2 separate regions of the Homo sapiens genome follow, and region 1 is linked to region 2. A link is an interaction called in ENCODE POLR2A ChIA-PET data of the cell type or tissue named here. Cell type or tissue: PC-9. All regions are shown on one strand. Links, peaks and the distances in the headings refer to the core of each region. The heading gives the core; the rest is flanking DNA.

The links. ChIA-PET counts read pairs that join two places held together with the same protein. Peaks named below come from ENCODE experiments on the same cell type or tissue, not always from the same donor. Only the 100,000 strongest peaks of a DNase experiment are listed, where the experiment ranks them.
Region 1: POLR2A ChIA-PET joins it to region 2 with 6 read pairs; 13 of 35 experiments call an interaction of 5 or more read pairs at or near these places.

Annotation. Positions count from the first base shown.
Region 1 is chr10:100,016,267-100,021,645 of GRCh38, reverse strand. It overlaps LOC124902583 (small nucleolar RNA U13), which reads right to left and starts at 2,052; the gene lies at 1,947-2,052. RefSeq lists a silencer at 779-978. In PC-9, for the core only: no CTCF peak of the experiment used is centred there; no DNase peak of the experiment used is centred there.
Region 2 is chr10:99,903,475-99,908,853 of GRCh38, reverse strand. It overlaps DNMBP (dynamin binding protein), which reads left to right. Exons shown (of 17, transcript NM_015221.4): 6 at 760-859. Among named protein-coding and RNA genes, the nearest start is that of DNMBP-AS1, 21 kb to the left of the region's middle. RefSeq lists an enhancer at 1,723-2,922. In PC-9, for the core only: a CTCF peak has its summit at 2,079; a DNase peak (open chromatin) is centred at 2,203; H3K27ac peaks cover 2,872 bases.

The DNA of each region.
Region 1 (5,379 bases), core at 93-5,092, 110 kb before region 2:
GCAGAATAGGTTCAGAAAGACTCCTGCACAGCTGCGTAGTCAAAAAAGACTTACAGGCAGAAAAAGGAAAGTGATGGACAGAAACAGTTGGATTGGTTACAGCTTTGCATTTGCCTTATTTGGACACATTTTGAATAGTTGGTCACCTTTGATTGGCTTAAATTCAGTGATTGGCACAAGAATAGGTTACAGTCTGTTTATGCATCCAATAAGGTTATAGTTCACTATGTATGGCAAAATCTTTACACTGAACTTGAACTGTGTAAGGAGGCAGCTTTATGATAAACCTAACTTAGCAGACCTATTAAGAAATATATATTTTGTCTTTGTCCCCTGGTGTACAACTTCTAAAACCCTTGTAACTTCCTGAATGACAGAGGTGATAGGAGCTCTTTTGCTACCGGTAACAAGCCCCTGAATTTGAATTACACCTGAGTTTATGTTAATGAGATGACTGGTAGCTGAAAGCCCCTAGATAGCTTCAGGATGGGTCTGGTTGCCAAAGAAACCCACCATGTGCTTATGATGGCAGCGGCGGGCCATCTGGAGTGGCTGCTGCCATCACGCCGGCTGCAGCAGGGAGGTGCAGCTGGGGCTGCAAGCTCAATAGAGCCAGCGGGAGCCAGGGACCAGCGGGAGCCCCATTCCTTCCGAGTTGGGGCAGGAGCTCCCCAGGTGCCGCTGCAACTGCCCAAGCCATGGCTATGGACCCAGGCATCCCGGTCCTCTTGGGGCCCGGGATCAGGCAGGGGCCCCATCCTCCCAGGCACAGCTGCAGCCACTCAAATAGCAAGCCCAGGAGCCCTGTGGCAGGAAAGAGCCCACCTGGTTCTAGCAACTGCATCTCTTGAACGTAAGGGGGTGTGTGTGCATGCTCAGTTTCCTGATTTATGATCTCAATGTGCTAGAAGTCTAACTCAGCATAGGTCCAAGACAGTGTAGCATCCAAACCACACTGAGTCTATTAATAAGTGAGCCAGTAAGATTCACTTTCTCCGTGGCCACAGAAAACACCCCTAAACCCAACCAGCCATCTCGAAAGCAAGGATATAGAAAGTAGGACAGCATGACTTGGTACAAATCTGCCATCAGAACTGGAGAAGTTAGACTTCCTGTGTCTAGAGCATCATCTTTACACATGTGGTACCACAATTTGTCTCATACACACACTCTCAGCACACACCCTGCAATCCACCATGCCCACCTCCTGCCTGGAATGCAGCTTCATTTCTACTTTAACACTAACTGTATTCTGGGTTTAACCATGAGTAAACATTCCCCCTGAGCAAATGCTTAAGCAAACATCACTTCTCTCCCTCCTCCCAGAAGTTAAATATCACTATTTATAAAGGCTTCCCCCTACCCCTACTGTCTCTTATTCTTTCCCTCACCACTTCATGATCCTCCCCACACTGCTACTCGTTAATCTTTCTTTCTCCCACCTTCATTCTGTTCACATACTTCCTGCACCCCTTCGCCCCCACCCCACCAGGCCCTGCTGCAGGTGGGTGTAGCATCACCTAAGAAGCACTGCCTGGAGCCATGAAGGGATAAGAGGCCAGCAGCCCGGGGAAAAGCCAAACAGAAAAAGCACTGCTTGTTTCTGCTGTTACTCTGCCTGCCTCCCCCTGCAGTCTCAGGGAGGAGGCAAAGAAAGTCACCGCTTGGATCCATGTTCACCCTGCAGGAGGAGGGAGAAAAGGCATCTTTGACTTCCTTTTAGATTGTCCCATATGAGCCCTTTGGGATGAAGTCCATCCCGGGCACTAGATCAAAGGAATTGAGTGAGTTTCCTCAAATCCTTTCTGGAATCAGATGAAGAATAAATAAATGAAGAAATAAAGTGACCACAATTTTGTTCTTTTTAAAAATATCCAAATATAGTATTTGAAACACACGGTAGTTTATAGAAGGCTTTTATTTTACAAGCCAATAATTTTTTTTAATGTCAGACATTGGTACATTACCAATGTTGTAGCAAGGTTTGAGGGAGGTACATCTCACGCATGAGCATGAAAACTCAATCATCATGCTTATGACCTACAAAATGACCTAATTTTTTTTTAATGGAAGGATAAAGGGCCCACCAACTTTCTTTTTTTTTTTTTTTTCGATAGGGTATTGTTCTGTTGCCCAGGCTGGAGTGCAGTGGCACAATCACAGCTGCCTGCAACCTTGACCTCCTGGGCTCAAGTGATCCTCCTTTCTCAGCCTCCTGAGTAACTGAGACTACAGGCATGTACCACTATGCCTGGCTAATTTTTAAATTTTTTGTAGAGATGGGGGTTTCACCATCTTGCCCAGGCTGGTCTTGAACTCCTGAGCTCATGTGATCCTCCTCCTTCAGCCTCCCGAAGTATTGGGGCTACAGGCATGAGCCACCATGCCTGGCTACTTTCTATTTTGGACTAACTTTCTAATTTTCTATTAAGGACTATTGGTAAAATACAATTGTTATCCACTATCACCATCAATTCGTAAATACTCTAACACCAAAAATTAGGAAAGGTATAATCTCAGAATAAAGAAGTCTTGTAAATGAAATTTTTCTCATCTTACTAGGAAATAGTAAATCTTCCATCTTAGACTGGCATATTGAGCCAGTAGTTTAGAGATGAGACCTTTATTGGCATATAACTAAAAATCCAGACATAGCTGGATTGAGGTGCCTAAGTTAGGTGGTATGGAATCTCTCTCCATTTCTTGATTTCATTGTCTTCAGTAGTGACTTCATTCTCACATAGTCTCTCTCCATGAGGCAAGGTGAACAACAGCTCCTTTTAGCTTATCTTCTCTCAGCTATCAAAAGACAAAATTACAACAAATTTAGATTAAAGATCGAATTGGCTTTTATTTGCAATTCTAGAATTGGGCAACAACTCATTCTATAAGATAGAATGAGTGTTCAGATGAGTTGAGCAGAGAAATTTGACTTTATAGGCAGAAGAGGGCTGAAGAACGCAGGAACAGAACAAAAACTGATTGGTTGTTACAAAGTTACTTTCCTTATAAAGGTTAAAGCAGAGGGGGCCACCTCATCATGCTTCCCAAAACAGGCCTGTTTGGGGATTTGGCTATTATCTATTTCTTGCCTGATTTCTTGGAAGATCAAATAAATAGCTTAGTTTTGGCTTGGTGGAAACTTCAGTATGAGTAACTCCATTTTGGTTTTATCTGTTAAGCCTAGTGCAAGAGCTCAGTTCCACCCAATGGCCTCCTATAAATTTCATTTAACACAGTTTAGCAACAAACTATTGATTCTTGAGCATGAATCTCAATAGCACAAACTGGATTACGTGCCTATCTCTAAAACTATCACAGTGACTCTGATTGGTCAGTCTGGGGTCATATGATCACTTCTGGGTGCTGGAATGGAAATATGGGGGACTGCGAGTATAGATGAGTTGTTTCCCATTAAAACAAACAAACAAAAAATCCCTGGGAGATCAAGACAGGCAGATCACTTGAGGCCAGGAATTCGAGACCAGCTTGGCCAACATAAAACCCCGTCTCTACTAAAAATAGAAAAGTTAGCCGGGCATGGTGGCACATGCCTGCAATCCCAGCTACTTGGGAGGCTGAGGCAGGAGAATTGCTTGACCGTGGGAGGCAGAGGTTGCAGTGAGTGGAGATCATGCCACTGCACTCCAGCCTGGGCAACAGAGCGAGACTCCATCTCAAAAAGAAAAAAAACAGGAATGATGGTTGTGGACAAAACAACAAAAGAGCATTATAATTTTGTTGAATTTAAGCATCATTTTGATTTTACTGTGACTTTTTTCTGTTTTATTTATCTTTCATTGACATATAATTGTACATATTTATGGGGTACAATATATGTATACATTGTATAATTAGCAAATCAGAGTAATTAGCAAATCCATCATCTCAAATATTTATTACTTCTTTGTGGTGAAAACATTCAGAATGCTCTCTTTTAGTTAATTTGTTTTTATTGATTCTTATTTTTTATTTTTAAATGGAATTTCGCTCTTGTTGCCCAGGTTGGAGTGCAATGGCATGATCTTAGCTCACTGCAACCTCCGCCTCCTGGGTTCAAGCAATTCTCCTGCCTCAGCCTCCCAAGCAGCTGGGATTACAGGCATGCGCCACCACACCCGGCTAATTTTTTTGTATTTAGTAGAGACAGGTTTTCACCATGTTGGTCAGGCTGGTCTAGATCTCCCGATCTCAGGTGATCCACCCACCTCGGCCTTCCAAAGTGCTGGGATTACAGGCGTGCCCCACCATGCCTGGCCCTTATTTTATTTTATTTTTTCTGGAGATGGAATCTTACTCTGTTGCCCAGGCTGGAGTGCAGTGGCACGATCTCGGTTCACTGCAACCTCCGCCTCCCAGGTTCAAGCTATTCTCCTGCCTCAGCCTCCTGAGTAGCTGGGATTACAGGTGTGCAACACCATGCCCAAGTATATTTTGTATTTTTAGTAGAGACGGGGTTTCACCATGTTGGTCAGGCTGGTCTCAAACTCCTGACCTCAGGTGATCCCCCTACTTCGGCAAAGAAAGTCACCCCTTGGATCCATGTTCACCCCGCAGGAGCGGGGAGAAAAGGCATCTTTGACTTCCTTTTAGATTGTCCCATGTGAGCCCTTTGGGATGAAGTCCATCCCGGCACTAGATCAAAGGAATTGAGTGAGTTTCCTTAAATCCTTTCTGGAATCAGAGGAAGAATAAATAAATGAAGAAATAAAGTGACCACAATTTTGTTCTTTTTAAAAATACTCAAATATAGTATTTGAAACACACTGTAGTTTATAGAAGGCTTTTATTTTACAAGCCAATGATTTTTTTTTAATGTCAGACATTGGTACATTACTAATGTTGTAGCAAGGTTTGAGGGAGATACATCTCACACATCAGCCTTCCAAGTAGCTGGGATTACAGCCACACACCACCATGCCCGGCTAAGTTTTGTATTTTTAGTAGAGACAGGGTTTCAGCATGTTGGCCAGGCTGGTCTTGAACTCTTGGCCTCAAGCGATCCACCCCACCTCAGCCTCCCAGAGTGCTGGGATTACAGGTGTGAGACATTGCGTCCAGCCATGGTTTTTACTTCTGAGTGTGAAATAATTCTCTGTTTTCCCGTAAACCAATTCAAGCTTCTGCAAGTAGATAGGAAGAGGAGTCCCTAGGCATCAATATATCAATATATTAAGAACAGCCCTGAAGATAAACATGATACAGTCTTTTCTTCAGAATACAGAAGCTTTCTTATAGGGTCTGTTCTCTTCTAGGAAGAACAAAACAAGACCTGGTCTTACTCTTGCCAACCAGGGTCTATCCCTAAATGAAACCAAATGGCCTCTGTTGTCTTCTAGGAGTTGGCCTTGTCCTAGTTCAAGTCCACCAGACAGATGC
Region 2 (5,379 bases), core at 247-5,246:
AAATAGAAACTGTGACTGTGAGTGCTGCTGCTCTTAATCAAGGGCCTCAACATACGTGTGTCATCAGCTAAGCCTTCAGCATCCTTTCACTTGTCAAGTCTACTGTTAACCTACCAGACACTGCAGTCACTCCTAGGACACTTCCTGTTTCTGTGGCTCCTGAAAGCAGTTCCAGGGAGTCTGAATCGTGGCCCTGCTAGAAGGCTGAGTGATGATGTAACAAAACCTGGGGGTGAGCAGTTACATGACTCTAGTACCTGTTCATATAGAGTTTATCCAGGAAACCCTTACTAACATGTGAGTAGGCTAGGGACTTTTCTAGATGCTGGAGGTAGTAAGAAAAGGGTAACAATGTCCTGGGGTTTATAGTCCTTGTTGCTTGTAACTTGACCAGCTGGGCTGGGCTTGGGTTTACACCCTTGGAGCATTCACTCCCAAGTACTTCTGCAGCAGGTAGGCAGTGCTACGGGATGTTGGTTGCGGGTGGGAATTTGTATCCCAGTGCATTTGTAGGCCAAATTGGTTCCATTATCACTTTACTAAAGTGCTGGTTGGGGTGGCAGAGAATAGTTGGATCAAGGACAAAGGATGACACTAAAGATAATGTTGGATATTTCTAGTCTGGAAACTTCATGAAAGTGAGTGAAGAAAGTGACCTTGAGCAATTTTTCTACAATTCTTGAAGAGCTGTTCCTAAGATGATTGAAATGCCATTAAGCTCATTTCCGTGCATTTTTATGTTTTGTTTCCTTTTCTCAGGTACCAAACATTGATTTTGAGGGACTTTTTGGAAATATGCAGATGGTGATTAAGGTCTCGAAGCAATTATTGGCTGCTCTGGAAATCAGCGATGCTGTAGGTATGAGCTCCTGTGTTGTTTCAGAAGCAGCTTTTTAAAAAAACTTCATGGGCAGGAGTAAGTGGCCTTCCTGATACTGAGTAACTATGCCTCCGGGAAGATACAGGTGTAGGTACTTAGTCCAGAGGTTACTTGTCCTCTGCTTTCCTTCTGTCTCAGCCTACTTTGGGGTAATAATAGGATGTTAGCAATAGAAGTAGTTTTGGATGTCATACAGTACAATGTTTTTCCACACTCATGGTTGCAGCCCATTACTGGGTCATGAGATCAACTTATTTTTCAAGAAAATACCAGAATGCGGCCAGGCACAGTGGCTCACACCTGTAATCCCAGCACTTTGGGAGGCCATGGCAAGAGGATCACCTGAGGTCAGGAGTTTGAGATCAGCCTGGCCAACATGGTGAAACCCTGTCTGTACTAAAAATAGAGCTGGGCGTGGTCATGGGCTCCTGTAATCCCAGCTACTTGGGAGACCAAGGTTGGAGGATTGCTTGAGTCTAGGAGGTTGAGGCTGCAGTGAGCTGAAATCGCGCCACGAGCCACTACACCACTGCCTGGGGTACAGAGCAAGACTTGGTCTCAAGAAAAAAAAAAACAAAAGAAAATATCAGAATGCACTGTAAGTTTAACTACCAATTTTTGAAACTTATCTGTTGTTTTTTTTTTGACACAGGATTTTTACACTGTCGCCCAGGTTGGAGTGCAGTGGTGCGAATTCAGCTCACTGCAGCCTCAACCTCCCAGCCTCAAGTCATCCTCCCTACCTTGGTCTCCCACATAGCTGGGAATACAGGCATGTGCCACCACGCCCAGCTAATTTTTGTAATTTTTTTTTTGTAGAGATGGAGTTTTGCCATGTTGCCCAGGCTGTGCCCAGGCTGGTTTCAAACTCCTGGGCTTAAGCGATCTACCCACCTCGGCCTCCCACATTGCTGGGATTACAGGTGTGAGCCACCACATCTGGCTGAAACTTTTATTTTCATTTCAAATATATGTGTACTGAGTCATAATTTAAAATACATTTATGTGGGACATTGTCAAAATGTTTTTAAAACATTCATCTAGTTCTTATAAACAAGGGAACTTATTGGTTATCCATTGCTATTTAACAATTTCACTGAAACTTAGCAGCTGAAAACATTAAACATGTATTACCTCGCTGCTTCTGTAGGTCAGGAGTCTGGAGGTGGCTCCGCTGGGTGGTTCTGGCCCAGGGTCTCATGAGGTTGGAGTCAGTTGTTGGCCTGGACTGCCATCATCTGGGGCTCAGGGATCTACTTCCAAGAAAGCTCACTCAGTTCTTCAGGCGTCAGTTTCTTGCCACGTGAGCCTCTCCCTGGGCTTTCCTCACGACGTGGCATGAGTCATGAGTCACCTAGAGTGACCTGTGAGAGAGAGCGAGAGACAGAATGAGAGAGAGCACGCAAGAGCAAGCACGCCTGAGACAGGAGCCACAGAGTCTTCTATAACCTGATCTTGAACATGACACAGCATCACTTCTGTCATGTTCTGTGGGTCCTACAGACCAGCCCTGGCACAGTGTGGGAGGGGACATCCTATCATTTTGCTGCTTTATTAGAATCCTAATTACAAGAGGCTACCCCAGTTCCAGCCATGACACCATATACAACAACATCCAGCAGAAGGAGTGACCCCTGTGTCGTTTTAAGAGTTTGCAAACCTTTTCCAGAGCTCCCTGATCAGATACCTTATTTCTCGTTGGCCAGAAGTGGGTGACATGCATGCAGCTAAGCTGATGGCTAGAAAGGGGAATGGGTCATGACACTGGCTTACACTAGATGGAATTTACCTGACTCACCTGGGAGAAAAACGGACACAGGAAAAAAATCAGGGTTCTGCCCCCTGAAGGGAGGAGGAAACAGCTCTGGGATGTTGTAGCATGGTTAATGTTTCCTGAGTGTTTCTCTCACCACATACCCTCACAAGATAGGTCCAGCTGGATCTCAGTTGTTCTCTACAATAGACAGCCCTCTGAGGTTTAGGTACTGTTGTTTCTTCTTTTTTTAGACAGGGTCTCACATTGTTATCCAGACTGGACTGCAGTGGCACAATGACAGCTCACCCACAGCCTCGATTACCCAGGTCAAGCAATCTTCTCACCTCAGCTCCCTGAGCAGCTGGAACTATAGGCATGCACCATCAGGCCCAGCTAGTTTTTAAATTTTTGTAGAGATGGAGTCTCACTATATTGCCCAGGCTAGTCTTGGATGCCTGGCCTCAAGCGATCTTCCCTCCTCAGACTCCCAAAATGCTGTGATTATAGGCACGAGCCGCCACACATGTTTTTGAGACAAGGTCTTGCTCTGCTGCCTAGGCTAGAATGCAGTGGTGTGATCATGGCTCACCTCAGCCTTGACCTCCCAGGCTCAAGTGATCCTCCCACCTCAGCCTCCCAACTAGCTTTTTTATTTTTAGTAGAGATGAGGTCTTGCTCTGTTGCCCAGGCTGGTCTTGAATTCCTGAGCTCAGTCCTCCCACACTGCAAGATTACAGGTGTGACCCACTCTGCAGCCAGTTTAGGTACTCTATCCTATTTTACAGTGAAGAAACCGACACTTAGAGGGAAGGTAATTTGCCCAGGTCACATGGCTAGTAATTGATGGGACTGGCATTCAAACTCAAGTCTTTCTGTCGTGCAGGCAAATGCCATTAGCCTCTATACAGAATACAACTGTGTCTTTTGCATTTTCTGGAACAGTTAGAAAAACTGGAACCTGAGGTTCTTGCCCTTAGTCTAACCAGAGAGGTCAGGGAAGTTGAGGAAGGAGATACACACATTGAGTTGGGCAGAAGGAAGTCACAGTGACCCAGTTTTAGTGTGATGGTGAAGCATAAACGACAGTGTATATGATTTTTTAAGGCACTTGAAATAAGTATCTCTGGGTCATTTATTTGTATTAAGAAAGAAATGAGATAAAGTTGGCTGCTATCTAAAAGAGCTTAATTTTAAATTAAGCAGTTACTCATTTTTCTTCCAGTTTATTACCTGTTGTCGTTCCTGGGGCTCTCAGGTGGTTGGAGTTAACCAGCTTCTGCAAGGCGCCTTCTCCCCTTAGGTCTGATTCAAATCAGAAATGAGAGTCTTAGCATCTGTGTCTATAGTGTACTATACCTTAGATTATGACAATAAACTGAGAAATGAAAGCAAATATCCATAGCCCCACCTCCATAAGATAGCACCTGCATTTATTTTTTCTTCTTCCCTTCGCTTCTTGTCCAAAGTCAAACAAGGAGTTGGGTAGCAGGCTTCGATGTGTTGAAGACACACAGAGGTGGCAGAGAGGCCTCAACACTGAAAGGCTGAGACCTAGGCGCAAGGACTAATTTTTAGAGGAGGGATGGTGGGTGGTGGGGCTTGAGGGAGCCAAGACTGAGAGTACCATGCCGGTGGCTCTAACGGAAGGCCAGGCGTGCGTTCAGTGGGGGATTCACAAAGAACAAATGAGGTCTGAAACATCCGATGAGGGAAGGCTCCGAGAAGACCATGAAGGGCAAGTTAAAGCCTTATGGAGCCACGGGCAAAGGGCAGGTGGCTGAGATAGAGAATGATCAAGCAGCACTGGGAGACTCTGGGTACATGGTCATAGGTGGAAAGTACTCGCTTTACCTGATTTTAAACACATCCCGCCGAGAGCTATGTTGTTCATAATGACCCAGGATGTGTGTTTCTGTGTATGTCTGTGCTTAGTTTTACCATGTCCAGTGTTTTCCTTTTTTTTTCGAGACAGTCTCACGCTATTTCCCAAGCTGGGGTGTAGCAGTGTGATCACAGCTCACTGCAGCCTCTACCTTCTGGGCTCAAGCGATCCTCCCACCTCAGCCTCCCTAGTAGCTGGGACTACAGATGCGTACCACCACACCCAGCTAATTTTTATGTCCGATGTTTTCTGATATTTTCTTTTCTATTTGATCAGCCGGGCGTGTTGGCTCACACCAGTAATCCCAACACTTTGGGAGGCCGAGGCAAGGTGGGCAGATCATGTGAGCCCAGGAGTTCTGGACCAGCCTGGGCAACATGGGAAAACCCCGTCTCTACAGAAAAAAAAAAAAAATCCATTCTATTTCATCAAAACAGTGCTGACTGTGACCCATTAAGTATATTTCGTGACCCAGAGTTTGAAAGAGATTATAGGTGTAGCTTTGCTAGTTTGTAATTGATATAGAACAGTGACTATCAGGGAAGTTGAAGAACGGCGAATTGAATGTAAATCATGTCTGGATGGTGAAGATTCTAAGAATGCAACTAGGGAAAGGGCTGCAAAAAGAAGGTGGCAGACTAATGTAGAATGGTGCAACCAGATGAAGACATGGGTGGCTTTAGGAATTCCAAAGTGGCCGTGAAGGCCAGGCACGGTGGCCCACGCCTGTAATCCTAGCACTTTGGGAGGCCAAGGTGGGTGGATTGCTGAGCTCGGGAGTTCGAGACCAGCCTGACCAACCAGGTGAAACACCATCCCTACAAAACATACAAAAATTAGCCAGGTATGGTGGGGCACACT